6 separate regions of the Mus musculus genome follow, and all the other regions are linked to region 6. Evidence: chromatin loops called from intact Hi-C (ENCODE). Cell type or tissue: left cerebral cortex. All regions are shown on one strand. Region 1 holds the start of Esyt1 (extended synaptotagmin-like protein 1). Region 2 has its middle 11 kb from the start of Esyt1. Region 3 has its middle 5.2 kb from the start of Cs. Region 4 holds the start of Ankrd52 (ankyrin repeat domain 52). Region 5 holds the start of Nabp2 (nucleic acid binding protein 2). Region 6 holds the start of Smarcc2 (SWI/SNF related, matrix associated, actin dependent regulator of chromatin, subfamily c, member 2).

What was found. Hi-C counts contacts between places; a loop is a spot of excess contacts. Peaks named below come from ENCODE experiments on the same cell type or tissue, not always from the same donor. Only the 100,000 strongest peaks of a DNase experiment are listed, where the experiment ranks them.
Region 1: it touches region 6 in a loop (7-fold over the local background); 16 of 42 quality-filtered maps call a loop at or near these places.
Region 2: it touches region 6 in a loop (4-fold over the local background); 16 of 42 quality-filtered maps call a loop at or near these places.
Region 3: a loop joins it to region 6, with 5 times the contacts of the local background. A loop is called at or near these places in 20 of 42 quality-filtered maps.
Region 4: it touches region 6 in a loop (3-fold over the local background); 23 of 42 quality-filtered maps call a loop at or near these places.
Region 5: a loop joins it to region 6, with 5 times the contacts of the local background. A loop is called at or near these places in 24 of 42 quality-filtered maps.

Annotation. Positions count from the first base shown.
Region 1 is chr10:128,522,698-128,527,697 of GRCm38, reverse strand. Esyt1 (extended synaptotagmin-like protein 1) reads left to right here and starts at 1,839. Exons shown (of 31, transcript NM_011843.2): 1 at 1,839-2,234; 2 at 4,583-4,624. The coding sequence starts at 1,875. In left cerebral cortex, a CTCF peak has its summit at 1,888 (motif pointing right); DNase peaks (open chromatin) are centred at 1,611, 2,446 and 2,847; H3K4me3 peaks cover 2,469 bases; H3K27ac peaks cover 1,280 bases.
Region 2 is chr10:128,534,013-128,539,012 of GRCm38, reverse strand. No RefSeq gene overlaps it. Among named protein-coding and RNA genes, the nearest start is that of Esyt1, 11 kb to the right of the region's middle. In left cerebral cortex, CTCF peaks have their summits at 2,550 (motif pointing right) and 3,361 (motif pointing left); a DNase peak (open chromatin) is centred at 2,561; H3K4me3 peaks cover 363 bases; H3K27ac peaks cover 408 bases.
Region 3 is chr10:128,329,984-128,334,983 of GRCm38, reverse strand. No RefSeq gene overlaps it. Among named protein-coding and RNA genes, the nearest start is that of Cs, 5.2 kb to the left of the region's middle. In left cerebral cortex, no CTCF peak of the experiment used is centred here; no DNase peak of the experiment used is centred here.
Region 4 is chr10:128,375,116-128,380,115 of GRCm38, reverse strand. It overlaps Ankrd52 (ankyrin repeat domain 52), which reads right to left and starts at 2,992. Exons shown (of 28, transcript NM_172790.2): 1 at 2,867-2,992; 2 at 2,464-2,547; 3 at 1,950-2,028; 4 at 1,693-1,763; 5 at 535-735. The coding sequence starts at 2,893. In left cerebral cortex, a CTCF peak has its summit at 3,079; DNase peaks (open chromatin) are centred at 1,457, 2,015, 2,371, 3,117 and 1 more place; H3K4me3 peaks cover 2,699 bases; H3K27ac peaks cover 2,388 bases.
Region 5 is chr10:128,407,485-128,412,484 of GRCm38, reverse strand. It overlaps Nabp2 (nucleic acid binding protein 2), which reads left to right and starts at 2,635. Exons shown (of 7, transcript NM_027257.2): 1 at 2,635-2,749; 2 at 3,137-3,238; 3 at 3,649-3,787; 4 at 3,879-3,950; 5 at 4,088-4,169; 6 at 4,265-4,331. The coding sequence starts at 3,160. It overlaps Rnf41 (ring finger protein 41), which reads right to left and starts at 869. Exons shown (of 7, transcript NM_001164237.1): 1 at 660-869. In left cerebral cortex, a CTCF peak has its summit at 2,527; DNase peaks (open chromatin) are centred at 877, 2,556, 3,273, 3,469 and 1 more place; H3K4me3 peaks cover 3,255 bases; H3K27ac peaks cover 2,643 bases.
Region 6 is chr10:128,457,003-128,462,002 of GRCm38, reverse strand. It overlaps Smarcc2 (SWI/SNF related, matrix associated, actin dependent regulator of chromatin, subfamily c, member 2), which reads right to left and starts at 2,688. Exons shown (of 29, transcript NM_001372395.1): 1 at 2,566-2,688; 2 at 532-651. The coding sequence starts at 2,676. n-TScga2 (a tRNA gene) reads left to right here and starts at 3,458; the gene lies at 3,458-3,539. It overlaps Mir8105 (microRNA 8105), which reads right to left and starts at 3,323; the gene lies at 3,235-3,323. In left cerebral cortex, a CTCF peak has its summit at 2,856 (motif pointing left); DNase peaks (open chromatin) are centred at 2,098, 2,862 and 3,467; H3K4me3 peaks cover 2,765 bases; H3K27ac peaks cover 1,902 bases.

The sequences.
Region 1 (5,000 bases), 66 kb before region 6:
AGAGAGACAGAGAGAGACAGAGAGAGAGACAGAGAGAGAGAAAGAGAGAGAGTGTGTGTCTTGCTAGCAGTGAGCTACCATATCTGGATTTTACAGACGGGATGGCAGAGATCTAAACTCAGGTCACTAAGCTTGTGGAGCAAAGGCCTTTTGCTTGTGGTTGCTGGGGAATGAATTTAGGTCGTCATGCTTGGGCTATATAAACAGAGCTGTCTTCCTAGCCTGTTCCTTCCTCCTCCCCTCCTTTCTGTATCCCCCAACCCCTGCCTCCTTTTGTTTTGTTTTATTTTGTTTCTGCTATTTATCTCAGGCTGCCTTAGCCTCCAAAATGCTGGGATTACAGCTATGTACCATCCCGTCTGTCAGAATTCTTCATTTTAGTGTCCTAGATGTTCCCAAGGGTGCTGGCTAGTTTTATATCAACTTGACATAGTCTAGGGTCGTCTGAGAGGAAGGAACGTTGATTGAGACGAAGCCTCCATAAGATCTGTAGGCAAACCTCTATGTAGAACATTTCCTTAATTGATAGGGAAGGGCCCAGCCCATGGTTGGCGGGGGCCATCCCTGGGCTGCTGGTCCTAGGTTCTATAAGAAAGCCGGGGGCTGGTGAGATGGCTCAGTGGGTAAGAGCACCCGACTGCTCTTCCGAAGGTCCGGAGTTCAAATCCCAGCAACCACATGGTGGCTCACAACCATCCGTAACAAGATCTGACTCCCTCTTCTGGGGTGTCTGAAGACAGCTACAGTGTACTTACATATAATAAATAAATCTTAAAGAAAGAAAGAAAGAAAGAAAGAAAGAAAGAAAGCCGGTTTAGCAAGCCAGTGAGCAGCACCCCGTCCCCCGCCCCCCATGGCCTCTGCATCAGCTCTTGCCTCCAGGTTCCAGCCCGGTTTCAGTTCCTGCCTGGACTCCCTTCAATGATGGACTATGATATGGAAGTGTAAGTCAAACAGACCTTTTCCTCCCCGACCTGATTTTGGTCAGCATCAGGAAACTATTGCAAAATGTAATAATTACTGCTGCCGTTGAACACCGCCCCTCCCTGACTATAATCTTAATCGGCCCTCTATGATAGAGATGACTAACTCTGGATTCTAAAAAGAAACAAAATCTCACTTATCTACCGATCTCCTCCCCTCACCCCACTTCTTCAAGACTGGAGTATTAGAACTCTAATGTTCATCACGCCCCAGCTGTCGCTGACTTGTTCCTTTTCACGGACAAGATAGGGGGACTGAGGACAGCACAGACAGGGCCGCTAGACAGGGTCGGTCATCCTAGACTTTCGTTCTAAATCGGTCTAATTTCCCTAACGTTTCGCAAGGGCAGCCAGTAAAAACTCAAAGAATATTCTTAGAGGCAAAAACGAACGTTCTCTGAGTATCAAACGCTGGGAAAGTTGACAAAGAATATTTAAGATTCAGACCAAACCCTGCCAAACCATTTGAACGTGTGGAGAGATACACCCTCAACTCTAGCTCACTCTGAACTCAGTAATTAGAGTAGCGGCTCTGCATGACGTAACTCCACAGGCGCTCCAATCCCACGTGGGAGGAGCAGCTGCTCCCGCCTCTTAAGTGGGACGCTACGCCCCGTTCTCTCCGTGACCAGTCAAATACTGTCTTTTGGTTTCTTTCCCCCCCTTTTCCCGCCATCCAACCCTCCCATCTTGACCCTCTGGTCCAATCACGGAGGCCCTGCCATCCCAAGTCCTCTCTAGCTTCCCAAGTCTACGCGGCGCTGCCCCAACAGGCAGGGGCGGGGCGGGGCTTGAGGTCCCGGGGGGAGCACCATATATTACTGGGGGGGAGCTGGACCAGACACTGAGCTGCCTGCAGCTGCTCGGGCGGGCACTCCCAGAAGCTGCCCCATGGAGCACTCCCCTGAAGAGGGCGCCAGCCCCGAGCCGTCAGGGCAGCCCCCTGCCACGGACTCCACGCGGGACGGGGGCTCCGGGGTCCCACCTGCCGGCCCAGGTGCGGCGAGCGAGGCCCTGGCGGTGCTGACTTCCTTCGGGCGCCGCTTGTTGGTGCTGGTGCCGGTGTACCTGGCAGGGGCAGCGGGTCTTAGCGTAGGTTTCGTGCTTTTCGGCCTCGCCCTGTACTTGGGCTGGCGCCGGGTCCGCGATGGGAAAGAACGGAGCCTGAGGGCAGCGAGGCAGCTGCTGGATGACGAGGAGCGGATCACCGCAGAGACGCTTTATATGAGCCACCGGGAACTACCTGCCTGGGTGAGTTACCACTTCAGCCCTTGGTGCAGTATAGCTCTTCCTAGCCCCTCAACTTGGGGCTCTCCCACCCTACAAAGTCAGCTCCCCCACCTAGGACAGCGGGCCCCCAGACTTTGCATCGTCCCGTTAGCGCTTGTGTGCTGGGACGCACCACTCCTGGACGCGGCCACCCACTCTCCCCGCCCACCCTTGCCGCAGAGCGGATCCTTCCACGGAATCGGGACTTCTTCCTCCGTCTCCTCGGACTACAGCAGTACATCTGAGCTGCCGCTCCCAGCCAAGCGTGTAGAATGCTCGCTCCTCCTGACTTCTGGTGCCACTCGCGCCTTTGCCGCGCTGCCTCTGGGGATCCCTCCACCCCCCACCCCGCGATGGCTCAGAGGTTCCCCCGCCTTTGCTAGCGCTTTCAAGGCTTTTTATCTACTTCAGGGCATTAGGGTTTTCCGTTTCCTGCCTTGTCTCTAGGTACCCGCTGAGACCCAGCCCTGCAAGCATTGTTCCGCTGAGTCCCAGCACCTGGAAATGACCTATCGCGGTCGCCTTCCAGCCTCAAGCCAGCCGGGCTGCTGGGCTAAGGGAGGAGGAGGTTCTGGGAAGAGGGTAGTGCGGCAGCTGTAGTTCCCGCTGCTCCTTTTTACTCGTACCCAGGGCGGCCCCACCCTTTTCCGGACTGTGAGCAGCCTTCGCTCGCTCGTTTGCTCAGCCGACCCAGGCCCTCATTACTATACCCTGTCTCCTGGGCTGAAAAGATGCCTCCCTCTGACCTTGCTAAGCTGAGCGGGTTACCAACCCCTTTGGGGTACCCTCCCTACTCTTCTCACTTAGAGGTGACAGGTAGAGAGAGGCAGACACCAGTCACACTTGCCATTCCCTGGAGAGAAAAGAAGAAGAAACGGTTTCATGTGCCCTAAGTAGCAACTGTTATTGCTACTCTTTATCCTTGGAATTAACCCAACACCTCCCTACCTCCGTGTACAGCACAGGTGTCCTTTCCCACTCAGGAAGAAAGAGAAAGGAGCTAGGGAGGAAAGGAATGAGGGAGAGAGTGCGGAGGCTTGCGCAGGCACTAGCGCACCAGCGCACCAGGCCTAAGACTTCCTGCCAGTCTCTAGGTTATCAGGGTTTGGTTTCTTCTTCACCTTCTTATACTGGAGCCCACGCCCGGTCCCAGGGGAGCAGGGAAGGCTGGACAAAGGAACTAGGACTTCTTCATCCCAGGATTCCCCGGAGTTCTGATTTGACAGGATCTCCTCCTGAAAGAATGTACCCTTCTCTTCAAGACTCCTCCCCCTCCCCCTCCTTGGCCCCAGAAGCTGCCATTTCGCATCTCTGAGCTAGCTGAAGCATCTCTATGTGGCCCCACATCCTACCCACTCCCCTTATTAAAGAAGCCTCAGTGTCCCCAAGTTCTAAGGAAAGAATTCTCCCACCCCCGGGATTGTATGCTTGGATCTGTGTTGAAACTTTTTTCTTACTGGGCGTGGTGACACGCCTTTAATCCTAGCACTTGGGAGGCAGAAGCAGGTGGATTTTTGTGAACTGGAGGACATCTTGGTCTTTATAGTGAGTTCCTGGTCAGCCAGGGCTACATATTGAAACCCTATCTACAAACAAACAGAAAAACAACTTTTTTCCCCCTTTGTTTAACTCATAGTCTCATATAGCCCAGACTGGTTTTGAACTCCCTGCCCTCTTGCATTTACCTTCCAAGTGTTGGCAATATATGTTCGTGTCCCCGTAGCCAGCTAAAACTGTCTCTTAATAAACTCAAACTTTCTTTAAAAAAAAAAGGGGGGGGGGTGTAGAGAGATGGCTCAGTGGTTAAAAGCAATGACTACTCTTCCAGAGGACCTGGGTTCAATTCCTAGCACCCACATGGCAACTCACATTGCCTGTAACTCTAGAATCAAGGGATCTGACACCTTCATACAGACATACATGTAGGCAAGACACCAATGCATATAAGTCATTAAAACAAAAAAAGCGTGCATGTGGGGGAGAGGTAGAAAGATGGATCGCTGGTTAAGGGCACTCACTGACTCTACTCTTCCGGAGGTCCTGGGTTCAGCACCCTCATGGCAGCTCACACTGCGAGATCCAAGGGATCTGATACTTTCACACAGACATACATGCAAGCAAAACACCGATGTACATAAAATAAGTCGTCAGAACAACAACAACAACAACAAAATGTGGTGGGGGAGAGGGAGGGAAGAAACCTTGCCACCCAAGCCCTGGGTGTGAGGAGTCCCTGCCAGATGGACATGCTGCATCCCATGAGCCTCTTAGGAAGTGTGGATGTCAAGTGTGCTCATCACTGCCTCTGCCTTCTGTCTCTTCTCCGCCAGGTCAGCTTCCCAGATGTGGAAAAGGCCGAATGGCTGAACAAGGTGAGGACTGCCTCAGCTTTGATTTTTTTTTTCCCTGGGTGGGGTTTATTCCTCTTTCGATGCCTTTCCACACCTCCGTTTCAGCTAGAGCATGGTCCCCTGAGCTGCCCATGGGGTGAGCCGAAAGGACCGTATCTCCATGTTCAGCTCTGGACACTGAGCCCAGGGCAGCCTCAACTGATCTTCCCACTGTAGCATCGGGCCTCAGAAAGCAGCTGTAGGCTGTCATGCCCAGATAGAACTTGCCTTTAGACCTGTGGCTCTCGGCTTCATGATTCTGGGACCCTTTAATATAGTTCCTCATGTTGTGGTGACCCCAGCCATAAAATTATTTTCACTGCTATTTCATAACTGTAAATTTTCTATTGTAATGTAA
Region 2 (5,000 bases), 77 kb before region 6:
ACAAACAAACAAACAAAAAACAGACAAGGGGCAAGTGATAGAGACATGCGTAGCCAAAATGGCATTATATAAGAATCGGAGAAGCTGGGGGGAAGAGCAGGCCAGCCTCTGGGCTGGAGAGTTTGAGGTAGGTGTCAGGGTATACCAGCCCAGCCAGGAGGACCCTGTAACAGAAGTCCTTGGGAGGCAGAGGCAGGTGAATTTCTGAGTTCGAGGCCAGCCTGGTCTACAGAGTGAGTTCCAGGACAGCCAGGGCTACACAGAGAAACCCTGTCTCAAAAAAAAAAAAAAAAAAGAAAAAAGAAAAAAAAGTAGTCCTGAGGGAGACTGGTGGTCTGAGTCCCCTTTGCTATGTTAACAGGCATCTCAGTGAGCCCATTTGTCCTGACAATGAGTGCCTGCTGTTCTTGTACAGGAACCAAACTACCACCATCTTCAAGCATTCTCCCAGGGCCTACTCACAGAAGCTCATCACAGCTGGGCCTCCTGACCATTTCCTTCCCTCTTAGAAGGCAGGAAGGTCATGGGACCCTCACCTGAGTATCCAGCCAGTCCTGCCAACCAATGGCATGCAATTCTGCCCTAATTGCCTTGGACTCATGGTTCTTGGGGGAGGGGCTAGAGGATATAAGTGGGAAAGGCTGAGGGGAAGGGACCTTCTCTATGCATCTGGAGAAGCCATCATCCCTCCTGGGTTCAGACCTTCCAGGGTGGCTGCTTTAAGGTCACCTGTGCTCCTGTTTGTAACTCTCACTCGCTGCTCTGTAAGTAAGCCTAAGAGTCTACTGGTTCCCCGGTGAACTTTTGGTGGACTTGTACCTTGGTTTGTCTTTGGAACTTTAGAATGTGTGTCTCCCCCAGAGGAGTTAGTAACACTGTCTTGTACCTTGGTTTGTCTTTGGAACTTTAGAATGTGTGTCTCCCCCAGAGGAGTTAGTAACACTGTCTCTTGCGCTCCTTGGACTCGACCAGCAAGAACTATGCTGCAACAGGATCCTTCTGCACACGTTTATTGGGAGAGCTTGATTGCAGAGGCGAAGAGACCCCAAGCCCAGAACTGGTGCTGCTTATATAGGCCTAGGAGAGGCGTGTCTCACACCCAGATTGGTTATGCACTACGCCTCATTTGCATGTTCCTCATCTGATTGGCTACTCTCTGTACCTCACAGAGCCTCATTATCATACCTCATTTGCATGTCTCACATCTGATTGGTCATACTCTCAAAGCCTCATTATCATGCCCGGGCCAGGGAGTGTCTTTGCAAAAAACTTTACTGCATATGTACACATTGGTTGTTTGTCCAAACTTATGCATGGTGGCCAGCAGTAGTCAGTGCCACTCTGCAACGGCACATGTGGCTTCCCACAACTGTCCACTCAAAGGACCTGAGTTTGGTTCTCTGCACACCCAAGTCAGCAGCTCACAATCACCTGTTATTCTAGCTATGCACATGCACACTCGTGGACAAGCACACACCGCATGCACACTTACTTTTAAAACCATGGTTGAGTGTGGTGGTTCACACCTGTAATTCCTGCACTTGAAAGGCTGAAGCCAGAGGATCAGGAATTCAAAACAGCCTCAGTTACATAGCAGGTTCCAAGGCGCCTTGGGGTACAAGAAAGTCTAGATCACATAAAGACTGAATCTGGAACAGATGCTCACAACTTTAACTCCAGTTCCAGGGGAATGATACCTTCTCCCAGCCTCCTCAGGTACCAGGCATATATATATATATATATATATATATATATATATATATATATATATATACATATACATACAAGTACATTCTGCTAGGTTTCTGCAATTAATAAGCAATGGGGCCAACATTCAATTAGGCAGGCTGATTCTTCTTTTTTTAATTATTTATTTATTTTATGTATATAAGTACACCATTGCTCTCTCTCTCTTTTTAAAAACTTTATTTATTTTATGTATGTGAGTGAATGAAGATACTGTCTCTGTCTTCAGACACACCAGAAGAGGACACCAGATCCCATTACAGGTGGTTGTGAGCCACCATGTGGTTGCTGGGAGTTGAACTCAGGACCTCTGGAAGAGCAGTCAGTGCGCTTAACTGCTGAGCCATCTCTCCAGCCCCACATTGCTCTCTTCAGACACAACAGACAGAGGGTATCAGACCCCATTGCAGATGGTTGTGAGCCACCACGCAGTTGCTGGGAATTGAACTCAGCATCTCTGGAAGAGCAGTCAGTGCGCTTAACCGCTGAACCATCTCTCCAGGCCATGGCAGACTTGATTCTTGACTGTAATAAACCTATATAGAGTCATCCAGGGCAGCAGCACTATCCGACTGACAGTAGCTTTTAAAAATGAGCACAGAAGAACGCTTCATCAAACCTTTGAAAAGGAGTACAGAAGAAAGGTTCATCAAATCCTGTTTCCTCTTCCGTCTTCCAGAGTGTGCTGAGATCAAATACCACCTCCAACCCCGTGCTTCCCGCCGAAGTTTATACACACAACCAGGAAGTGTAGGTACTCAGTTCAAGCCTTGGTCATGAGACGCGGCCTATTACAGTTTATCACCACCAGGTGGCGCTTAAGGCACAAAATTGACAACAGATGGGGCCCCACCCTGTTTGTGCGGTTAAGGCACAGCACCCCGTGGCTCCTGAATCCGATCTGTGACAAAACCGGCCTGAAAAATGTTCTGTGCACCATATAATAATGTCTATGTGAAGGTCTCATGATGTGGTGGGTCGAGGAAGAAAAAGTTAGAAATGCATGTACCTCCGGAGCTCAGCTGGTCTATTCAACAAGAGCCTTTTCTTTTACTGAGGTGTGGTACAAGTTTTGGTGTGTGGGGAGTCCTTCAACTAAGGAAGTTCCTCACATTGCAGTGATGGTAGTCCCAGCAAGCAGATCACCCATCCTCTTCTGTTTCTACTTGCTCACATGTGTGAATGTGGAGAGCCTGGGTAAAAGAGAGAATTGTGCTCAGGAAGTCTAGATCCTGCCAGGCCTGGGGCAGCAGAGAAAGGGAAGTAAAACTTAATATTACTCTTTGATGCAGAATAGATTTTGAGTCTTGTGTTTTTCTGCTTAGCAGGGGAAGTAGGGTTGGTTAGAAGAGAGAGATTAGGTTTGTAGCTGTGCGTCTTAGTTACTGTCCTATTGCTGTGAAGAGACATAATGACCAAGGTAGTTCCTATAAAAGAAAGCATTTAACGGGAAGCTTGCTTACAGTTTTAGAAAGTTTAGCCTGGGCTGGAGAGATGGCTCAGCTGTTAAGAGCACTGACCGCTCTTCCAAAGGTCCTGAGTTCAAATCCCAGCAACCACATGGTGGCTCACAACCATCTGTAATGGGATCTAATGCCCTCTTCTGGTGTGTCTGAAGACAGCTACAGTGTACTAACATATAGACATATATGTAATAAATAAATAAAATCTTTTTAAAAAAAGTTTAGCCCGTCATATCATGGAGGGTTGGCAGCCCTTGAGGCTGGTGCTGGATAAATAGCTAAGAGCTACATCCTTCTGTGTAGGCTTGGCATGGACTTTAGCACTTTCCAAGTGCATCTTCAGTGGCACACTTCCTCTAACAAGGCCACACTTCTTAATCCTTTTCAAGCAGTGCCACTCCCTGGTGACTAAGCATTCAAATCCATGAGCTTATAGGGCCATTCTCATTCAAACAGCACAAGCTGGTGATTTTTATCTGGCTTGGAGCTGTGTTTCCTCAAAATTGCTTTAACCCCCACCCCCACCCCCTGCAGTCCACCGTCTCTCTCCCTCAGCTCAGCCAGGACTTTGGCCCTGGGTCTATTAGGTCTTGGAGGACCAGGAGATGATGGATAACTCTGGAAAGGTCAGGCAGCTCACAGACACTTGTCATCAGGTAACCCAAACTGACCTTGAGTTTCTAATCCTCCCACCCCTACCTCTTGAGTACTGACTGAGATTACAGGTGTATGCCACCACCGCACCTGGTTTTATGTGGTGCTGGGGATGGGACCCACGGCTTTGGGTACGCAGGGGTCTTAGTTTGGGTTTCTATTAATGTGACAAAGTACCATGACCCAAAAGCAAGTTGGGGAAAGGGTTTATTTGGGTTACGTTTCTACACTGTAGTCTATCACTGAAGGAAGTCAGGGCAGGAACTCAAACAGGGCAGGAACCTGGAGGTTGGAGCTGATGCAGAGGCCATGGAGGGATGCTGCTTACTGGTTTGCTCAGCCTGCTTTCTTATTGAATTCAGGACCACAATCCCGAGGATAGCTCTACTCACAATGGGCTAGACCCTCCCCCACTGATCACTAAGTAAGAAAATGTCCTGCAACTGGGTCTTATAGTGGCATTTTCTCAATTGAGGCTCCATCCTCTGATGACTCTAATTTGGGGCAGGTTTGACATAAAACAAGTCAGTTCACCAGGCAAGCACTCCACTCACTCTTCCCTGTCAGTTTGATCAGAGAAGTCATGGACCCATCAGAGTTGGGGCTCCAACCAGCATATGTTCTGCAGAGAGGAGGATCACCACAGAGGGAATGTCCTACTGTCTTCAAGGGAAGCCATGTGGTCAGTGAAAGGACAGGAACCAGAAACACCCAAGACCAAGTTCTCAACACAAAGGAGATTTATTTTTTATTTTGTAAAATATGTTATCTTTTTTTTATTAGATATTTTCTTTACTTACATTTCAAATGCTATCCTGAAAGTTCCCTGTACCCTCACCCTGCCCTGCTCCCCTACCTACCCACCCCCACTTCTTGGCCCTGGCATTCCCCTGTACTGGGGCATATAAAGTTTGCAAGACCAAGGGGCCGCTCTTCTCAATGATGGCCGACTAGACCATCTACAAAGGAGATTTATTTGCCCCAGAGGGACAAAGGACAAAGGACTGTCTCTGGATGGAGAGGAGACAGACATGGCCCGTAGGCAAATGGCAGTTCAGAAAGGGAAAGGGAGAAAGAACCTCATGTTGGGTGAGTTGGTTAATTTTGATCAGAAGTGTTGATATGGGTAGCAAGGGG
Region 3 (5,000 bases), 130 kb after region 6:
AATCACTGTCTGCAGTCTCCTGGAGACATCAGCACAATGTGTTGCTATAAAGGTACTTTAAAAGATAAGAACTATGCAGTTTCGCCCATCTGTAAAACCTTTGCACATCCATAACTGACGTAAGGAACTGGAGACACCCACCCTAGAACATATACAGATAAGGAAGAGAGAGACAGAGACAGAGACAGAGAGAGAGAGAGGGAGAGAGAGAGAGAGAACGGTGTAGCAGCTGAAATGACTTTGGTGAACAAGATAGCAGAGCTCATGAATACTAGGAGAGCATTAAACACGTGAACTACAACCTCAACCCTAAAATATTTTGAAGAAACAGGGTCTTAAACTATTGCCCAGGCTGACTTCAAATTCCTAAACTCAAGCAATCCTTCTGCCTCATCCTTTCGAAAAACTCAGGCAACAGGCATGTACTACTGCACCCAGCTCTAAATCAGGCTGCTTCTTTTAGACAATTCAGCCCTGACTATCCTCTTTCCTAACCCTCAAAATGGGAGTCTGATGAGAAACAGTCTGGAAAAGGGGACCAGAGGACGCAATGCTTCTACACTGGTGATTGTTAGAACCCTGCACTCGCACATCCAAGCTCCCAGGGGGGTTTGCAAACACATCTTAGAAATACTACTTTATACAACTACTAGAGAATACATGCAGACTGTACTTCCTAAAGTGAGGTGTAGCAGACAGATCACTGGCTAAGATGATCATAGATGGATTCTCGGTTCCTTGTTGACTAGCAAGACCACTTAACCTCTCTGAACTTGCTTCTTTATCTATAAAATAGAATAATGAGACCAGGTATGGAAAATGCTTTGAATCTCAGTATTCTTGAGGCAGGGGCATGTCAATCTCTGAATTCAAGACCAGCCTTGTAAACCAAGCAAGTTCTAGGACAGCCAGAGAAACCCTGTGTCACAAAAAGGGGTGGGGGTGGGGGGCTGAAGAGATGTCTCAGCACTAGCTGTTTTTCCAAAGGACCTGGGTTCAATTCCTAGCATCCACATGGCACCTTACAACTGTCTCTAACTTCAGTTCCAGGAGATATGGCACCTTTACAAAGACATATATGTAAGCAAAATACCAATACACATAAAAAAATAAACTAACTTTAAAACATTTTTAAAGTAGAAATAAAACAAAGAATAATTTATCTCTGGGTGTGGGGGTACATGCTTGTAACTAGCAGTGCAGCTGAAGCAGGAGGATTGTGGGAAGTCAGCCAGAGGTACTAAGCAAGACCCTATCTCAAAAGTCAAAGCCAGGGCAGCCAAGTTGGCTCAGCTGGTAAGAGCACTGACTGGTCTTCTGAAGGTCCTGAGTTCAATTCCCAGCAACCACATGGTGGCTCACAACCACCTGTAATGAGATCTGACACCCTCTTCTGGTGCATCTGAAGTCAGCTACAGTGTACTTATAATCATAAATAAATCTTTGGGCCAGAGAGTGGGGCCAATCAGAGCAAGCAAAGGTTCTAAAAATTCAATTCCCAACAACCACATGAAGGCTCACAACCATCTGTATAGCTACAGTGTGTTCACATACATAAAATAAATAAATAAAAATCTTAAAAAAAAAAAAAAAGCCAAAACCAAAGCTGGGTGTGGTGACACACAGGCCAATCTGATCTACAGAGTGAGTTCCAGGACAGCCAGAGCTACACAGAGAAACCCTGTCTCAAAAAAAACCAACCAACCAACAAGTCAAAACCCAGCAATAATGAGATCTGGTTCAGTCAGCTAGGACTACATGGTGAGATCCTGACACAAAATAAGAAAGAGAAATAAAATCCATCAAAGGAATAACATCTATTTCAGTGTTTTCTTTCCATTATTGAGAATGGAATTCAGAGCCTTGCGTGTGCTAGGTAAGTTCTTTAGCACTGAGCGGCTGTAAAATAGCAATAACATCTCTCTTTTTAAAGAGTTACAAAGAGGGCTTGGAGAGATGGCTCAGTGGGTAAGAGCACTGACTGCTCTTCCAGAGGTCCTGAGTTCAATTCCCAGCAACTACATCATGGTGGCTCACAACCATCTGTAGTGGGATTTGATGACCTTTTCTGGTGTGTCTGAAGATAGCAACAATGTACTCATGTACATAAAATAAATAAATAAATCTTTAGGAAAAAAAAAAAAGAAAAAGTTACAAAGAGCAGGAGAAATGACTCAGCAGTTAAGATCTCTTGCAGGGCTGGAGAGATGGCTCAGCGGTTAAGAGCACTGACTGCTCTTCTGAGGTCCAGAGTTCAAATCCCAGCAACCACATGGTGGCTCACAACCATCTGTAACAAGATCTGACGCCCTCTTCTGGAGTGTCTGGGGACAGCTACAGTGTACTTACATATAAATAAATAAATCTTTAAAAAAAAAAAAAAAAAAAAAGATCTCTTGCAGCTCTTACAGAGGACCTGGGTCCCATTTTCTTTTTCTTTTTTTTTTTTTTTTAAGATTTATTTATTTATTATATGTAAGTACACTGTAGCTGTCTTCAGATACTCCAGAAGAGGAAGTCAGATCTCGTTATGGATGGTTGTGAGCCACCATGTGGTTGCTGGGATTTGAACTCTGGACCTTCAGAAGAGCAGTCGGGTGCTCTAACCCACTGAGCCATCTCACCAGCCCCTGGGTCCCATTTTCAGCACCCACATCTAATGGCTCACAATCGCCTGTAACTCCAACTAGGAAATCTGATTCCCTCTTCTAGCCCCTGTGTGCATCACATCGGCATATATATGTTCATGTAAAAAACACTCACATATATGTATAAAATTTTAAAGAAATGTAGCATGGTGGCACACACCTTTAATCCCAGAACTCAGAAGACAGAGGCAGGTGGTTGTTGGTAAATTCAAGGCCACGGAGACCAGGGCTGCCAGGACTATACAGTGAAACGCTGCCTCAAAAAGCAAGCAAACAACAGAAAAATAAATGAGGGGCTGAAGAGATGACTCAGCAGTTAAGACTATGTACTGCTCTTTCAAGAACCCAAGTCTGATTTCTAGAACTACACCAAGAGGTTCACAACCACCTATAACTCCAACTCCACGGGGCTCTGCCACTTCTATGGACACCCGTGCTCAGGTGCACATACTCACACAGAAACACAGAAACTAAAAACATTATTTTTTAATATAAAATCAGAGTCGCAAAAGTCAAGTGAAATCACGCTGTTCATGGTGGTATATATTTGTGATTTCATCATTTAGGAAGTTGAAGCAGAAAGTCCTCGAGTTAAACATCAGCTTGGGAGTCACAGAATCCAGAAGAGCTGGCACTATGTAGACACACTGTATCAGCCTCAGTGTAGAGCAAGACCTTGCCTCAAACAAACAAAAATCATAGTAAAGAATTTTGTGTCTGCTCTTTCTCAACAGCAAAGAGTTCTAAGCTGGGCATACATAGCTTAACGGTAGAACGCTTGCTTAGCATGGGCAAAGCTGTGGGCTTGACCTCTTTAAAACATTGTCAGTTGGGCATGGTGGCTCACATCTTTGATCCCAGCACTTGGGAGGCAGAGGCTGGTGGACCTTCGAGTTTGAGGCCAGCTTGGTCTACAGAGTGAGTTCCAGGACAGCCATGGCTGTACAAAGAAACTCTATTTAAAAAAAAAAAAGATATTACAGGTTGATTTTGAATTTGAGACCTTCCTGCCTCCGCTGTCCCATGTGATTCAATAACAAAATCTAGTAGGCTTTTGTTTCATTGCATAGGTTGGTTTCCAACTCATCATTTCAAGTATCCTCCTAGCTCTCCTCTAGCTTAGCTAGAACTACCTGCATGTGACACTGGGTGATACTGCTGGTCTGCATTTTCTTTCTAAAAAACGTTTGTTTGTTTATGTGAGCCACATGAGTGTCCATTGCCCACGCAAGTTAGAAGAAAGTGTCAGATCCTCTGAAACTGGAGTTACAGACAGCTGTGAGCCACCATGTGGGTGCGGGGGGCCAACCCCAGGGCCTCTGCAAGAGCAAATGTTCTAAACCAAGGGTCCATCACTCCTGCCAGGACTACTTTTTCATGTAATAAAGTTTCCTGGTTGCATCCGGACTGTTATGGAAATGTTTGCTGAAACTTTACAACGTTAATGATAAATAAATAAGAAGGCATCCAATGCTTAAACTAGAACTTGATTTGCAAAGTTAGGAATATAGGCTCTGCCAGGCATGGTGGTGCACCCTTGTAGTCCCAGCACTTGGGGGGCAGAGTCAGACAAATCTCCCAGTTTGAAATTAGCCTAGTCTACGGAGTGAATTCCAGAAGAGCAGAAAACTAGTCTTTAAAAATAAAAAGGAAGAGGCTGGAGAGATGACTCAGCAGTTAAGAGCACTGACTGTTCTTCCAGAGGTCCAGAGATCAATTCCCAGCAACCACATGGTGGCTCACAGCCATCTATAATGGGATCCGAAGCCCTCTTCTGATGTGTCTGAAGACAGCTAGTGTACTTAAAATAAATAAATAAATATTTCCAAAAAAAAAAAAAAAAAAAAACAGTTAAGAGCACCAGCTGATCTTCCAAAGGACCCAGGTTCAATTCCCAGCCCCATATAACAGATCACAACCGCCTGTAACTCAAGTTCCACAAGATCCAACACCCTCACACAGACAAACAGGAAGACCAAACACCAATGCAAATGAAATTTTTAAAAAAAAATCAATAAAAAAGAAAAAAAGGACATGCACATGAAACACACACACACTGAAAACTCAGCTCTGTCCCCATAGTCATGTCTGTGAAAGCCTGGGTAACTGGTGCCTGTCTATCCTGCCGTTTTGTGCTGTTACTAATGTTACAAGGAAACTTTGTCATATGCCATTACTGGGAAACTCTCTCATGCCTCAGTTGGTTGCATCTTCGGTTATGTTCTGTGCTTTGGTGTTCTTGGAAACCAATTGTTGGAGTCTGGGAATCGCTGCTCAAATCACCCTAACACAGATCTCAGTCAAATAGGGATGGCTTATTGAATGCCATACGCCAGGATGGATGGATGCATC
Region 4 (5,000 bases), 82 kb after region 6:
CTATCAGGATTAATTGGGCTACAAAGTAAGTTCAAGGCTATTTAAGGTAAAATGTATACAGGTGAACAGTCTATCGCTTGCCTACCATTGCCAACACTAGAACAAAAGAATTTCAATCTATGGGTTCAAAGTGTAGCTCAGTGACACAGCCTTTACCAAGCACCTGTAACACACTGCTTAAAATAAATATAAAATAAATCAATAAAAACTCAATATAAGCTGTGGATGCTAGCGTACCTTTAACCTGAGCACTCAGAAAGCAGAGGCAGGGGGATCTCAGTGAGTTCAAGTTCAAGGCTGTCTACATAGCAAGCTCCAGGCCAGACAAGCATGCATAGTGAGACTCTATCTCAAAAACAAACATCCCCCCCCCCCCAACAAAACCCTCTGGTTAACACAATCATTCCTCTGGGGCAGGGCCCCAGTATCTAAATAACTATCTGAGCCACTCCTGCCCATTGGGTCTGGAAGCACGTAAGTTATGGGTGAGAAGGAACAGAGAGAAGACTGTGTCTAGACTGCAATGCTCCTCACCTCAAGATGCCCACTGTGTACTGCATGGTGTAGAGCGCTGCGCCCGCTCCTGTCAGCCACATTGAGACTGCTCAACAGGGGTGCCAGAGCCTCTGCACACTTGGTGGCCCGGTTGGCAGCAGCCACATGCAGTGGTGTCTGCCACAGCTTGTCCCGGGCATTCACATCCGCTGAGTGTGCCAACAGCAGCCCCAGCACCTTCTGTGGTGGAGCAAGGGACAAGAGAAGACAGAGGGGAGCAGGAAGTGACATAAGAGGACAGAAGGAAGGGGCTGGTATGGTGACTAGTCATCCATCTTCCTAGCATGGTATCTCTTCCTTTCCTTTACACACCTAGCCTCTCCAGACCTGAGGTTGTTGGAGCTTAAACATCTTTGTTTTGCTGAGGAAAACAGGGATCTCTTCCCCATGCCACTTAGCATCTACCACCCTCCAACTTAGGTCCCCGAAAATCTCCACTCACACCCACCCTGGGCAAATCCACACACCCCAAGCCTAATTCCAGGAAAAACAAATGGCTCCCACTGTATTAATGGCAAAAACATCCTTTCCCTTAGCCCTTCCACAGACACCAAAATCATATAACCCCAATAAACAAGCATAACTGGATCCCCTTCGAAATTCAATGTTCCCGTTAAACATGTCCCACACCATTCCCACTGGCCTTAAGCTCTCTCCCCCTGGGAGCTGGAGCCAAGGAAGTGATGGGAGATCAAAGAGGCCTTCCCTTCCTCTTCAGGGTTGATAACACCATTGTACAGGACTCCATATGAGTTTGGGCCCTTAGGCAGTCAACTTAAATGTTGCTCGAGGGGCAAGGACACAGAATTGCTACTCCCCACCCCATCACAAGGAGAGAAATCTCAGTGCCCAGAGGGGGATCAGACTTAAGGTGGCCCCCAGGGAGGGATGAGTCACTCAGGCCTGGCAGCAGGGCCCCCGCAGTCTGCCAGCCCAGTGTTAAGCTCTCTCCCTGACGTCACATCAGCTGGCAGCACTCAGCCCCCCCCCCCCCAGCCAGTTCTAGGGGCAGGAAGGAGAAGCCAAACTCTGGTCTCCTCCCTGTGTGGGGCAGAAGAGTCTGTAGGGCAGAGAACTGAGTTTCTCTAGCCCTCAGCCCATCCTTTTTGAAAGGGAGAAATGAGGTAGGGTCTGTACCTCGTTTCGGGAGGCAGCGGCACGATGAAGAGGGGTCAGCCACAGTGTGTCCTTAGCGTTGACGTTAGCACCTGTGTGGACACAATTTGCTATTTTGTTGGGATTTGAGGAGGGGGAGGGAAGGAAACCAATAATCAGAGTGGGGAACCTGAACGGACAGAAAGCCATTCTTGTACCAAGCACCAGCAATCAATCCTCGGATCTAAAAAGACTTCTCCCCTCCCTAGATGCCGCACCTCCCAGCTCCCCACTTTCACCTGACATCAGTAGCAACTGGAGGATGGGGACATCGCCTACGTAGGCAGCAGCATGCAATGGGGTTCGCCTCTCTTGGTCCTGGAAAGGCAGAAAAGAGAAGCAGCTGTAGAGAGAAATTATCCTGAACGCCAGTTCTAGTATGAGAACTCCAAGCCCTTCCCTTCCTCTAGGTTCTTCTGCAGGGTCTTAAATCCCAATATCGGGCTTCAAAAGCCAGCATCCTGGGAGGGTGGAGTCAGGGCTACCGACCAAGAAACCTACTCCTTCCCGGAGGGGTGGGGGCGCTGCAGACCCCGATGGTTGAGAAGGGGACAGGGTTTTCTGGGCATCCCCAGAACCCATGATCGGTGCTCCATGCCTGACCAACCTTAAATGCGGAGCAGGCTCCCATTTCTGGGTAGAAAGAGCTGCAGTTTCATCAGAGCAGAGGAGAAACGGAGCCGCCCCACTTGTGGGGAGGGGTCCCGAACCCCTCCGGATTCCGGCTCGCCATCCTCCCTGCTCCCAACTCACCAGTACATTGATGTTCTCCTTCTGCGAGAGGAGGGAACGCACTTCCTCCACATCTCGGCTAAAGATGGCCTGGACCAGGGGCGGCTGCAGGGAGAACCAGCTTTCAGGGAGCGGGCCCGAGCCACGGCGTTACCAGGAGGTGGGGGAGCACACAGGTTGGAGGGGGGCGTCGCTGGAGGGGCTCCGCTACAGGGGTCCTGGCTGCAGCGGATTCCCGCCGTGCCCCCACCGGTCGCCAGGCCCCCAAGGACACCCGCTCCACGGAGTGGAGCACGGCGTGGGGCGCGGCGGGAGCCGCGGGAACCCCGGGCTCGGGCCCAGCCTAGGCCGCACATCCCCGGGCTCGCGTGGCGGCGGTGCCGGGGCCTGGGAAGAGGAAGTGGGGAAGGGTGGGAGGGCTGACCTGGTCCGTGATGCTGAGGATCCCCATGGCCCGGCCCAGGCTCCGTCCGCATCGAGCTCGCGGCAGCGGCGGCAGCGGCGGCGGCGGCTCCACCGGGGACACGGGGCGGCCCAGGCGGCGGCTGCGGCGGCGGCTGCGGGGAGAGGGCGGCCCCGCCTACCGGGGGGCGGGCGAGCGGGAGCCCGCAGCGCTCCCTGGCGGCGAGCCTTGGCCGGGCCTCGGGGTGCTCGCTGTCCGCGCAGGCTGCCCAGGCCTCGGCGCCCTCGCCCCGCGCCAGGACGGCCAGGGCGGCCCGGGCTCCCCCTACCCCGCGCGCGGGTTCCGCAGCTCCGCCAGCGGACCGCGCTGTGCCCTCCGTTGCAGTCGGGCGGCCCGAGGGGTCTCTCGCAGGCCCATGGCACGGAGTCGGGTCTCGCTCCCCCAGTGACTCCCGAGCCCAGGACCAAACAGCGGGCGAGAGCTCACCCAGCCCACAATGCTCCGGTAGAGCGGACGCCTCCGACCGTACTCACACCCCCAAGTACCCCAGAGATAGTGGAAACTCGGAGTGTGGCGACCCGAGACTTATAGATGGCCCCAGAACCAGTCTCCACTGGGTAGAAAGAAAATAGCAAGATTGCTAAGCTGCAGAAAAATCTCAAAAGACTCCTGCTTCAGGAAGCCTCCGTGAAGAGCTGGACACTTGGCAGCTGAAGAAAGGCCTCTAAGCCCAACAGCAACTCCATAATTACCCTGCCAGATTAGGGTAGTAACTGTTTCTCCCGGTAAAAAGGCAGTAGAGAGGAACTCCCCCTCACCCATTGGAGAGGTCAAAAGAGGCAGCCAATCAGGGACAGTTGGCCGAGGGAGAAAGAAAAGTGGAGACTGATAGATGGGTACAATTTATAAAAGATGCTTTAGAGCCAGGTGTGAATCATTTATAAGATTCCTGCGCTCTGGAACCTGAAGCAGGAGGATTGTGTATTCAAGAACTGTCCTGGCTACATCATGAGCCCCAGTTCCTTTGTGTTGCTACGATAACAATGACCAAACCAACTAAAAGAAGGAAAGGGTTTAGTCCATCTTTGAGAAAACTTAGGGCAGAAACTCAGACTTGAACTTGAACGAAGAACCCAGGGAGGAATGAACCCAGGCTCAAGCTTAACCAGATCTCTTATCTAATTTAGGGCCACCTGACTAGGGATGGTACTACCCACAGTGGACCGGGTCTGCCTATATCCATTAGCCAACAAGAAAGTGTTGGGCCTGGGCAGGTGGTTCAGCTAGTTAACGAGCATTGACCACTCTTCCAAAGGGCCCAAGTTTAATCCCCAGCAGCCACTTAGCAACTAATAGCGGATTGTAACTCCAACTGCAGAAATTTTTGGTGGGTAAAACATTCATACGTGAGATTTAAAAAAAAAAAAAGTAGTTTATAAGTTAAATTGAAAAGAAATCACTCTGTCTCAAATCTCACCGCCAAACAACAACAACAACAACAATAATAATATATAATAATAAGGGCTGGAGAGATGGCTCAGCAGGTAAGAGCACTGACACTGACTGCTCTTCCAAAGGTCCTGAGTTCAAATTCCAGCAACCACATGGTGGCTCACAACCATCTGTAGTGAGATCTGACGACCTCTTCTGGTGTGTCTGAAGACAGCTACAGTGTACTTAGAAAAAAAAGAAAAAAAAATATATATAATAATAAATTTGGGAGAGAGGTTGGAAAAATAGCTCAGCAGTTAAAAGTGCTTGTTGTGCTGGGCGTGGTGGCACACGCCTTTAATCCCAACACTTGGGAGGCAGAGGCAGGCGGATTTCTGAGTTCGAGGCCAGCCTGGTCTACAAAGTGAGTTCTAGGACAGCCAGAGCTATACAGAGAAACCCTGTCTCGAAAACCAAAAAACAAAAAACAAAAGACAAAACAACAACAACAACAACAACAACAAAAGTGCTTGCTGTTTATACAGAGGGCCAGAGGTTGGTTCCCTGCTAGGAATACAGACAACTATCTGTAACCCCTGGGTTTTGGAAATCCAATGCCTTTTGGCCTCTCCAGGCACTACGCACACTTGGTGTACTTACACACATGCACGGAAATATTCAAACGCAAGAAATAAAAATAAATGTTTTTAAAATTATTTTTAAT
Region 5 (5,000 bases), 50 kb after region 6:
CTCCTGCCCCTACTCCCACCCCCCCTCACTCTCTACCCCACAAATGCCCTGCCTCCTGGACTGGGGTGGGCTTTCCAGTGTATTAAACGAGTGGATGGATCGTGCGTATCAGAGAGCGGGGCTGCAAATCATTCAGGGTCAAAGATGTAAGGAATGTAAGAGTCCTCCACGGAGAGGCGGGAGGGGAGAGAAGCGGCGAAGGAATAAAAGAGAAAGACAAGGCTGCCAAAGACAAGGCATGGGAAAGAAGCCAAGCTATGGCGCTTGGAGGGCGGAGGTTTGGGTTCCGCGGTCCCTGCCAAGGCTAGCCCCCAGAACGTTCCCTTCGCCTCCAGGCCTGTCAATCATTGCCATTTAAACTCCATGTTGTCCCTCAGCCCCAGCAATCAGCTCCTCCCGGGTCCTCAGGCTGGCCCAAGGCCACTCCCGCACTTCCCGAGGCTCTCCCTACTCCAGAGGATCTTCCAAAGCTCCAGAGCCCCCAGCTAGCTCACCTCCCGACTCCTCCCAGCTGAGCTCCCTTCCTCCATTTTCCTCCTCCTCTCCACCCTTCCTCCCTACCCCCAGCACTTCGGACCCAGGCACCAATCCACAGGGACCTCGCCCCCTCTCCCCCCCAACCCCCCAGGGTTAGAAGCTCGCCCAGGCGCATTACGCACCACCCGGAACGCAGCCTGGTTTCTCCGGACGCGGGGCCTGGCTGCAGCTGAGGACACGGCGGCCGCGTAGCACACTGTGTGCCCGGTCTCAGCCTTTCCCCGTAGGGGAAGGGGAAGGTAAGGATGGGGAAGAAGGTTCCGACCACTCCTCGCTGTCTCGGGTTAGCCCTTAGCCACGCCCACTGCTGCTACGCAACGGGGCGGAAGCTCGTCACCAAGCCCCGCCTCTCTATTTAACTCGGCGGCGCCTGGATGCTCCTTGCGAGCGGCCTATGAGAGGCGGGGGCTAGCTGGGCCTCCGCTCTGGGCCGGAAGTTCTTAGGACGGACAGTGTAGCCTTTTGGGAGGGAGGGCTCTATGTGCTTCAGGTGTGAAGCTCCGGGGCGACCCTGGGTGTCCCGCCTTGCAGAGTTACTTGGTGCTGGGTGGTGCACGGCTCGGGTGCCAGACCTGGTGCAGCGCTGGGACGAGGTCGCCGCGGGGCAGCTGGTCTGCAGCGTGGCCTGCTGTCCTCCCAGCCCTTCAGTTTCCAGAGCTGTGGTCAGCATCCCGGAGCCTCCCGACCTGTGACTCACAGTCATGGGGATGGATGCTGCTGTTAACTTAGGAGGCCGCAGGATGGAGAGGGAGGGAGTGTCTCACCGCAAAGCTTTGATCTAGGGTGCTGCAGGGGTCGTCCACCTCCCAGCCACACACTCTTGTAGTATTCCTGATGGCTCTTCAAAAACTCAGACCGCCCGAAACATTAATGGATTTGATTTCCTAAGGCTGCAACACTGTGGTTAGGGGAAATGGGTGGGAGAGAACCCGAGGAGAGTCGTGGTGGAGTTTAAAGCGCTCTGTGTTAGGTAAGCGGGGAAGCAAGACAAGGAATGCAATTACATTACCTCTTAGGCTAATCTGGTGTCAAATAGTATTTGTTGTAGATACTCTCTTTTTTAAAGGGCAATTCACATTAGTACATATGTAACTAGCTTATTCGTGAGAATACAGAGCTAGCTGCTTCCTTTGAAGACAATATGACGAGTACCAGAGGAAACTTAAGCTTCTAGGTGTCTCTGAGATACAATAAAATAAGGAAACAGGAATCGGATGTGCCTTTGTGAACCAAGTCAAACTTGCTTCCCTCCCCTCCCTCTCCCCTAGTCAGGGTTTCTCTTTGTTGCCCTGGCTGTCCTGGAATTCACTATGTAGGATAGGCTGGCCTTAAACTCAAGAGATCCGCCTACCTCTTGCCTCCCCAGTGTCCACCTGGCTTGAGGCTTGCTTTTTATGTTCCGGGTTCAACGTCTTTCAAAGGAGAGTGAATCTGCGTATTATCTTTCTATGGCGAAAATGCTGCTTGTCCCAGAGCCCTGAGCCGAACCGTTCGGTACATTAAAGATGATGTGTAAGCTCCTGCCATGTCCAAGGTACTGGCTTTTAACTAACTTTCCATTTTCATGTGTAAAATGGGCAGTGGTGGCGCACGCCTTTATCCCAGTACTTGGGAGGCAGAGGCAGGTGGATTTTTAAGTTGGAGGCCAGGCTGGTCTACAGAGTGAGTTCCAGGACAGCCAGGGCTACACAGAGAAACCCTGTCTCAAACTCCTTCCCTCCGCCCCCCGCAAAAAAAAAAAAAAGAATTGCCGAGAAAACAAGCAAAGAAACAGACTGGAACTAAAACGTTTTCCTGCTGCATTCCATCGCCCTTGGACCTTTTTTCCACTGTGACACTAGTTGAAGAGAAAATGAAATGTTTAAGAGCCCAAAGTGCATTCTTTGGGAGGAAGGGAGGATTGGTATCTGGGGCGCCCCCTGGTGGTCCATCCATCTTTCCCTCTACGGAACTAATACACTGCAAGGTTCCTTTAAAACCTAAAACTGCCCCCTTCGCGGCAAGTGAATCTCGGAGCCTGATTGGATGGGTGGTGGCCGAAGGTGGGGCGCTTTGGGAGGCAGATCGGACCTTATTGGCTGGAGGAGGTCAGGGGACGTTTCCGGGAATGTAAGCGCTCCGGCGTTCCTCTCCGCAGCATCCGGCGGCAGCCAGCCCCCTGGCTCCCCCTGCGGGTGGCTCGGCGGTGTGCACAGTCCGGCCTGCTGGCTGGGTGGGTGGTGGGCTGCGAGTGGGGGAGGGGATGGACCGAGTTCTGGGTTGTGGGGATGCGGGTTCAGGAAGATCTGCCGAGTGAGATTCTGTTTCCTGGAGCTGCATCGGGTTCCCTCCGAGTCTCCTTCAGCCTCCCGGCTTCGGAGCGTGAGACTGAAAGCATCCTGACATAGGGCCTACCAGCCCCTAAGCATCTTACCCAGAGATCTATAAGTTCTGATCTTGAAGTACGAGGCCCCCAGGGAAGTTCGTTTCTAACCCCCCAGAAGGGTTAGAGGGGGACCGAGGCTGCCAGATTCCAGCCTGCTGTGGTGGGTAGGCCGAGCGGGAGCATGGGGGCAAAGGCTCTGAGCCTTGAACCTTCCTCTCCCATTTCCGCTTCCAGCGGGGTGCCACGGCTCGGGAAGCATGACGACCGAGACCTTCGTGAAGGATATCAAGCCCGGGCTCAAGAATCTGAATCTTATCTTCATTGTACTGGAGACAGGTGGCTATGCATGCGCAGTGGACTCGTGGGAGCAAAGGGGGAGGAGCATGGAGAGTGGGAGCACACGGGACCACCGCTTGCATTCTTAACTTGCCTGGACAAGGAGAAGGCTCCCCCTCCATGCTCATTCTAATCACTTAGAGCGCTGGCAGAGGGAGCTGCTGACAGGTATAAAATAGGTAAAACTAAATGGCCTGATGCCACGCGGGCCTTTATCCCACTCGGGGCTCTCTCCATGGTGCTGGATCTCCACTACCGCCCCATACACCCACCCACGCATAACCCGCCATCAAGGAGGGACGTGGGCTTTGCTTCTGTTCCTTTACCTAACTCAGCCAATACCCGGACTCTCACCATCACCACTATCTGTATGACTTCATTTCCATTCTCATATCTTTCTTCCCTTAAAGGCCGGGTGACCAAGACAAAGGACGGACACGAGGTTCGGACCTGTAAAGTGGCAGACAAAACGGGCAGCATCAACATCTCAGTATGGGACGATGTGGGCAACCTGATCCAACCTGGGGACATTATCCGACTCACCAAAGGGTAAGGCAGGGCTCCTAGTGGCAACAGCGGTAGGGTGTAGTTAAAAGTCCCTACAACTTTTCTGAAGACCGAATCCTGCTTCACCCCACAGGTATGCTTCAGTGTTCAAAGGTTGTCTGACACTGTACACTGGCCGTGGGGGCGATCTGCAGAAGATTGGAGAGTAAGTTGTCTCAGCAGTTGAGATAAGCGCCAGGAACCCAAAGTGGATAAGTTAGGGTTTACAAGGAAGCAACACAGACTGTGCCGTCCACATCTCCTGGCTGGACAGGTCCAAGGCTTCTGCTCCTTTCTTTGCAGATTCTGTATGGTTTATTCCGAAGTCCCTAATTTCAGTGAGCCCAATCCAGAGTATAACACGCAGCAGGCGCCCAACAAATCGGTGAGTCTCTGGGCCTGGCGTTAGAGAAGATGGCAGACCAGGCCTGGCAGCACGATGTTGAGGAGGGTCTGAGTATATCTCATCTGTGCCTGCAGGTGCAGAACAATGACAACAGCCCTACTGCCCCACAAGCGACCACGGGACCCCCTGCTGCCTCTCCAGGTAGGAATCCATTTCTTTCCTTCCACTGGCCCCTTCAAGTCCCCCATTCTGCCCAGCCAGGAAAGATGTGTTTTCCTCATCCCTTTTCCAAGTGTCTCCTCTCTCAGGATGTTCCCCCTCCACCCAGTTCTCCTTCATTTCCTACACCTTCTGCAAGTCTCAGTGGCGAAGAGACTTGAAGACCTGAGCTACTCTCTCCTGTCCAGTCAAGAAACAAAGGAGAGTAGAGTAGTTTCTCCAGGTGTGCCAAACAGGATCACATGGACCACACTTAAAGTATCATTGTAAATTCTTTGTAATATAAATCACTAAGTGATGGGAATACATTCTGAGAAGTAGGTACACACACACACATACACACATACCTCGATTGTGTGGACTACTTGATTCCTAAGCTATGTGGCATAATCTGTATTATATTTTTCTTTTTTTAAGATTTATTTATTTATTTTATGTATGGGGGGGGAGCATACACTGTCGCTCTCTTCAGACACACCGGAAAAGGGAATTGGATCCCATTACAGATGGTTGTGAGCCACCATGTGGTTGCTGGGAACTGAACTCAGGACCTCTGGAAGAGCAGCCAATGCTGTTACCAGTGAGCCATCTCTCTAGCCCCTGTATTTTTCTTTTTAATTTCTTTTCTTTTTCTTATGTTTTTCTTTCTTT
Region 6 (5,000 bases):
TGCTCAGAAGGCATCAGATGCCCTGGAACGGAAGCTAGGGATGTTTGTAAGCTGCTATGTGGGTACTAGGAATTGAACCTAGGTCCTCTGTGAGTGCTCTTAGCCACTGAGCTATCTCTTCAGCCCCCAAGAACAACCATGAAAGAGAGAGAGAAACACTGCAGGACTAAACCTGACATTCTCAGATTACTACGGGTTGTGAAGTTTTTCTAAAATAACAGGAATGATCAACTGGGGGCTAGGTCAAGCTGTAATGCTCTGACTATTGATGGACAAGGAAAAAAAAAAAACTCCCCAAAATTTGAAATTTGAAAAAGATGAGTTTTGCTTTTCTTTTTCGACATGGTACTACACACACACTGTCTTTGAATTGCTATATAGATCAGTCTGGTCTCCAACTTTTGATTCGCCAGTCTCAATCTCCCTAATTCTGGATTACAGGCACGTAGAAAAAAAATTTTTTTAAAGAGCAAAACAAACGAAAAACCTCTTCCCAGTTCGGAGGATTTGTCCCCCTCCCCTTGAACTCACCGGCAGTTTAGTAAGCGGTGCGTTGCTGACATGTTTGCCAAAAACCTCTTCCTGAAACTGGAGCAACTGCACCACCAGGCTGGACAGAGACTTGTTGGTTGGCGGTTCTGCTTGTATGTACTTGGGAAGGAGGGAAGGGAAGAAAAACAGATTCCAGATAAATTCTCTACCACCACCCACGTCTCTCCGTGAGTTCCTGGAAGCACCTGGAACAGACAGAATTGCGCCTTCCCCTCCACAGGTCTAGTTTATATATAGAGGGCTTCAGGAGGGACTGGACCCTATTGCCACCAGCCCAGGTGACCGGGACTGAGGACTGGCAGCGAGTGACGCTTTATACTCTTCCTTGGCTGTACCCTGACGTTGGAATGGCAGGACACCGCTATCTCGGCACCTCACCTCCAACCAACTGTAAAAATTCTGAAGGTTGATGGAGCTCAAGGGAAACAAAAACCCCTTTGAGTCTCTAAGTGATACAACAATGTATTTCTTGGGGGAAACATGATAAAGACTAGGCTTCCGTCCATAATGGTGTGTTAAGAGAGCAAGGGAGTGAGGCAGGACATGCTCACTTAAAAACTAAAGCCTGCACATTTTGCTTCTACTGAAGCCAGGCATGGTTGGCATTGTAGGGTCTCCTCTCTAGCAAGGATCTCAGACCACCCACCCAGCTTGATAAATAAGTAGTAAGACAACCGCCGGGAATCCGTGAACTCAAACACTTCCGTACCATACCTACCTTGCTACCTGGGATCCTACCTTTCTGTTCTGTTCACTGAGCCAGGAAGCTACTTTCTCTTTACCTTTTGACCCTTATTTCCTCTACCCTAATTAGAGTCAGCACCTCTCGGTGGGAGGTATAAAGAGATCCGTGAAGGGAGAAGTAAATGACAAAGAGTTAAGCACTTGAAAGCTGAAGCAGGTCACAGCTGTCAAAGCCTTCGGGGCTTCACACCAAGACCCTAGACCGATCTCCCTTTAAAAGGTCAAAGGCAGAAAACTGGGAACCAGAGCCTCACGCTGAGGGTGCACACAAGTCACAGACCCAACAGCTGTTTGTCAAGAGTCTGACACCCAACAGAGAGACCCCAAATGGTTTCAGGGCTAAACTCAAACCAGAATTAGTGGAGCTTTCTGAAGCTGTCCACTGTACTCTGACAGGCTGGCTGCAAGGCTGGAGTAGCAAGAGTTGGGGGCTGTAAAACAAAGCAAGGGAAAAGAACCCTTAGCCGGGGTTGGTGAGGAAGCAGCCCATATCGAAGACAAAAAAGAAAAACGAAAAAAAGCCCAGACACCATGAAGACACAAGAATAAAAATTGGTTAAAAAAAAAAAAAAAGATAGATAGGGCTTCTTGAACCCTTTTGTTCCCCATCCTTATTTCCAGTTACAGGGTGGGGGTGGGGACTAGCGATATGAAGCTTATCCGAGCCTCTGGACCTCAAACCCAAAGCAATGCCAGGCTGGCTGGCTTGCAGAGGACTTCATTATGAAAGGAGGGTTGGAGGGGCTGCTGCCCTAGACTGCCATGTCCTGTCCCCTGAGAGGTTTGCAGCCCTTTAGAAGGAGACTAGGGTAACCCTGGGAGACAGGTGATTTCCCCAGGTAGAGACGCTTTTCAACGGCCTGCTCCGCGCCCGTCTACCCTCCTGCTCTGCCATCTGTCTCAGGACGTACACAAAGCACCACCGGGGAGGCCTGGGCCGCTCTGGCGTCTGGCTCGGCGCGGGGCTCCGGCGGGGGCCCCGCGGCTCGCACACCGGAGGGGAGGAGGCGCGCGGCGGCACCGGTCAGCCTGGAGGGCGAGGGCTGCCGGGCCCGGGCCGCCGCCCGGAGCCGCCGCCGCCCCCGCCAACGCCGCTGCGCTGCACCGGGGCAGAGGGCACGGTGGGGGAGGGGTGGGGGAGGGGCGCGGGCGGGCGGGCGGGAGGCGCGGGGAGGCCTCGGGGAGGGGCGCGGCGGCCGCCGCAGGGTGGGCCGGCCCCGGGAGCGGCGGCCAGGGGCCCTTTGTCCCCGCGCGGCGCTGCCCGCGTACCTTCTTGTAGTTCTTGCCGAGCCAGAGCCGCACGTTGTCGAACTGGGTCACGGTGTCCGCGGCCTCGTAGTACTTCACGTTGGGGCCGCCGTCCTTCTTCCGCACCGCCATCTTCTCGGGCTCGGGCCCCGCCGCCGCCCGCCCCGCTCAGCTCAGCTCCCGCCTCCTCCTCCGCCCGCCTCCCGCCGCCTCCCGCCGCCACGACCGCCGCCTCCCGCCGCCTGGGCCCCGGCCGGCGGAGCGCCCCCTGCCGGCGGCCCTGCGTAGCGGTGGCGGGCGAGCCCGAGCGCGCTCGGCGGACACCCCGGCAGCAGCGGCGGTGGGAGGCGGGCGAGCCCGAGCGCGCTCGGCGGACTTCCCCGCAGCGGCAGCCCGGCTGCTTCCCCGGGTCTCGCAGGACGCGGCTGTAGGACAGCGGAGCCCTCCCCGACTTGGTCTCGCAGCGGCAGTGGGGCTTACTGTTCCACTCCACGGGGAAGCCGGGAGCCCCGGGTCTGCAGCTCCGCCCCGTAACCCCGAGTGGCCCCCGGCACGTACGTTCCCGTGGAACTCTTTCGCTCCAATAAGTTCCTTCCAACCATTCCTGTTTCAACCCACGAGTGTCCCTGACGCTCCTCGTCCCGGTGCACCCAGCACCCCTGGTGCTACCCGGGGGGGTCAGGTGAGGGGTCTCCTCCCTCTGATCTTCGGGTCTCGCCAGTCGCCTCCGCTTTAGGAGTCGGCTGGCGAGCCCCGATTCTTCGACCCAGGTTCAAGCATTGTGGCGCGAAGGTGCGAGGGAGGGAGCGGCTCTGGGTACGAGCCTCGGGCCGCGACCCTGCACCGGTCCGCTCGCACCCAGTCACCCGTGCGGACCCTTTCTGTAAGCGCGCGGCCAACCATAGTTTTGGGAGTCACGGTGGCCGAGTGGTTAAGGCGTTGGACTCGAAATCCAATGGGGTTTCCCCGCACAGGTTCGAATCCTGTTCGTGACGGCAGTTTTTCGTATTTTTTTTCCCCCCTCCTATTAACCAGTAGTTGAGTGGTTGAAAGTGAAAAGGCAGCACTACTCCTTTAGGTTAGACCAGGGTGACATACAAACCAAATTGGGCATCGCTGTATTCGCTGTTAGGATACCAGGCACTTTGAGATATTTTTGAGAATTCTGTAACATTTCATAACAATGAAGAGTAGTCGTTTTGTTTGGGAAAGCTAGTCAAACCTAAGATTTCTAAACAGGGCATCTTTGGAGTTTGTGACCAAAAGTGGAGCCTTGAAGTCTGGTGACTGGAGACACAGAAACAAGCGTTTCTCATTTGGATTTTTCTTTTTAATTTAGACAGGGACTCATGTGCACAGGCTGCCCTTGAACTTGCCTTGCAGCCAAGAATGACTTTAAATTTCTGATCCTCCTGCCTCTACCTCTCAAGTACTAGGAGTTACAGGTGTGCCTGAGCATGCCAGGATCCTTTGCGGCTCGGAACTGAATCCAGGGGTTCAATTTGTTCGATAGGTAAGCATTCTGTTTCGCTACATTCCCTAGCCCTCATTTGAGTTTTCCTGAGATAACCTCAGGTATCACGGGACTAGGAGGAGGCCTACGTTGAGGATTTGTTGGGCACCAGAGGCTGGTTAAAATCTGTGTATATTAACCAAGCAAGGGAATTCCTTTCTCAGGCTCTAACCCTCTCATGTTACCCAGTTCTTTTTATATTTCATTTCTTGCATAGCAAAACCTTCTCCAGGAAAGGATCTCTGAGAATTCATGGAGCTCCTGGTTTTGGTTTTTGGTTTGTTTTTGGGTTTTGTTTTTTGTTTTGGTTGGTTGGTTTTTTGTTTTGTTTTGTTTTTTGAGACAGGGTTTCTCTGTATAGCTCTGGCCGTCCTGGAACTCACTTTGGAGACCAGGCTGGCCTCGAACTCAGAAATCCGCCGGCCTCTGCCTCCCAAGTGCTGGGATTAAAGGCATGCACCACCACCACCCGGCTCTGGTTTTGGTTTTGGTTTTGGTTTATTTTTACCTTATTTCCCACCTTCATATGACTGCTTATGGCTTCTTGAGAGTCCTTCCTACCCTCTGTGCAGCCACCATCACTAAGGAATCCTCTGCATTCCCCAAGCTATTCCTCTTTAAGGTGCTTGATCACTGTCACGCCAGCTGGAACCTGTCACCCTTCCATGACCATTCAGTGAGTTTCCTGCAAGGAGTCCTCTTGTTTGTCTGCTGTCTTAGTTAGGGTTTCACTGCTGTGAACATCCACTGTGACCAAGGCAACTCTTCTATGGACGACATTTCATTGGGGCTGGCTTACAGGTTCAGAGGTTCAGTCCATTATCATCAAGGTGGGAACATGGCAGCATCTGGGCAGGCATGGTGCAGAAGGAGCTGAGAGTTCTACATCTTCATCTGAGGACTGCTAGCAGAATACTGGCTTCCAAGCAGCTAGGATGAGGGT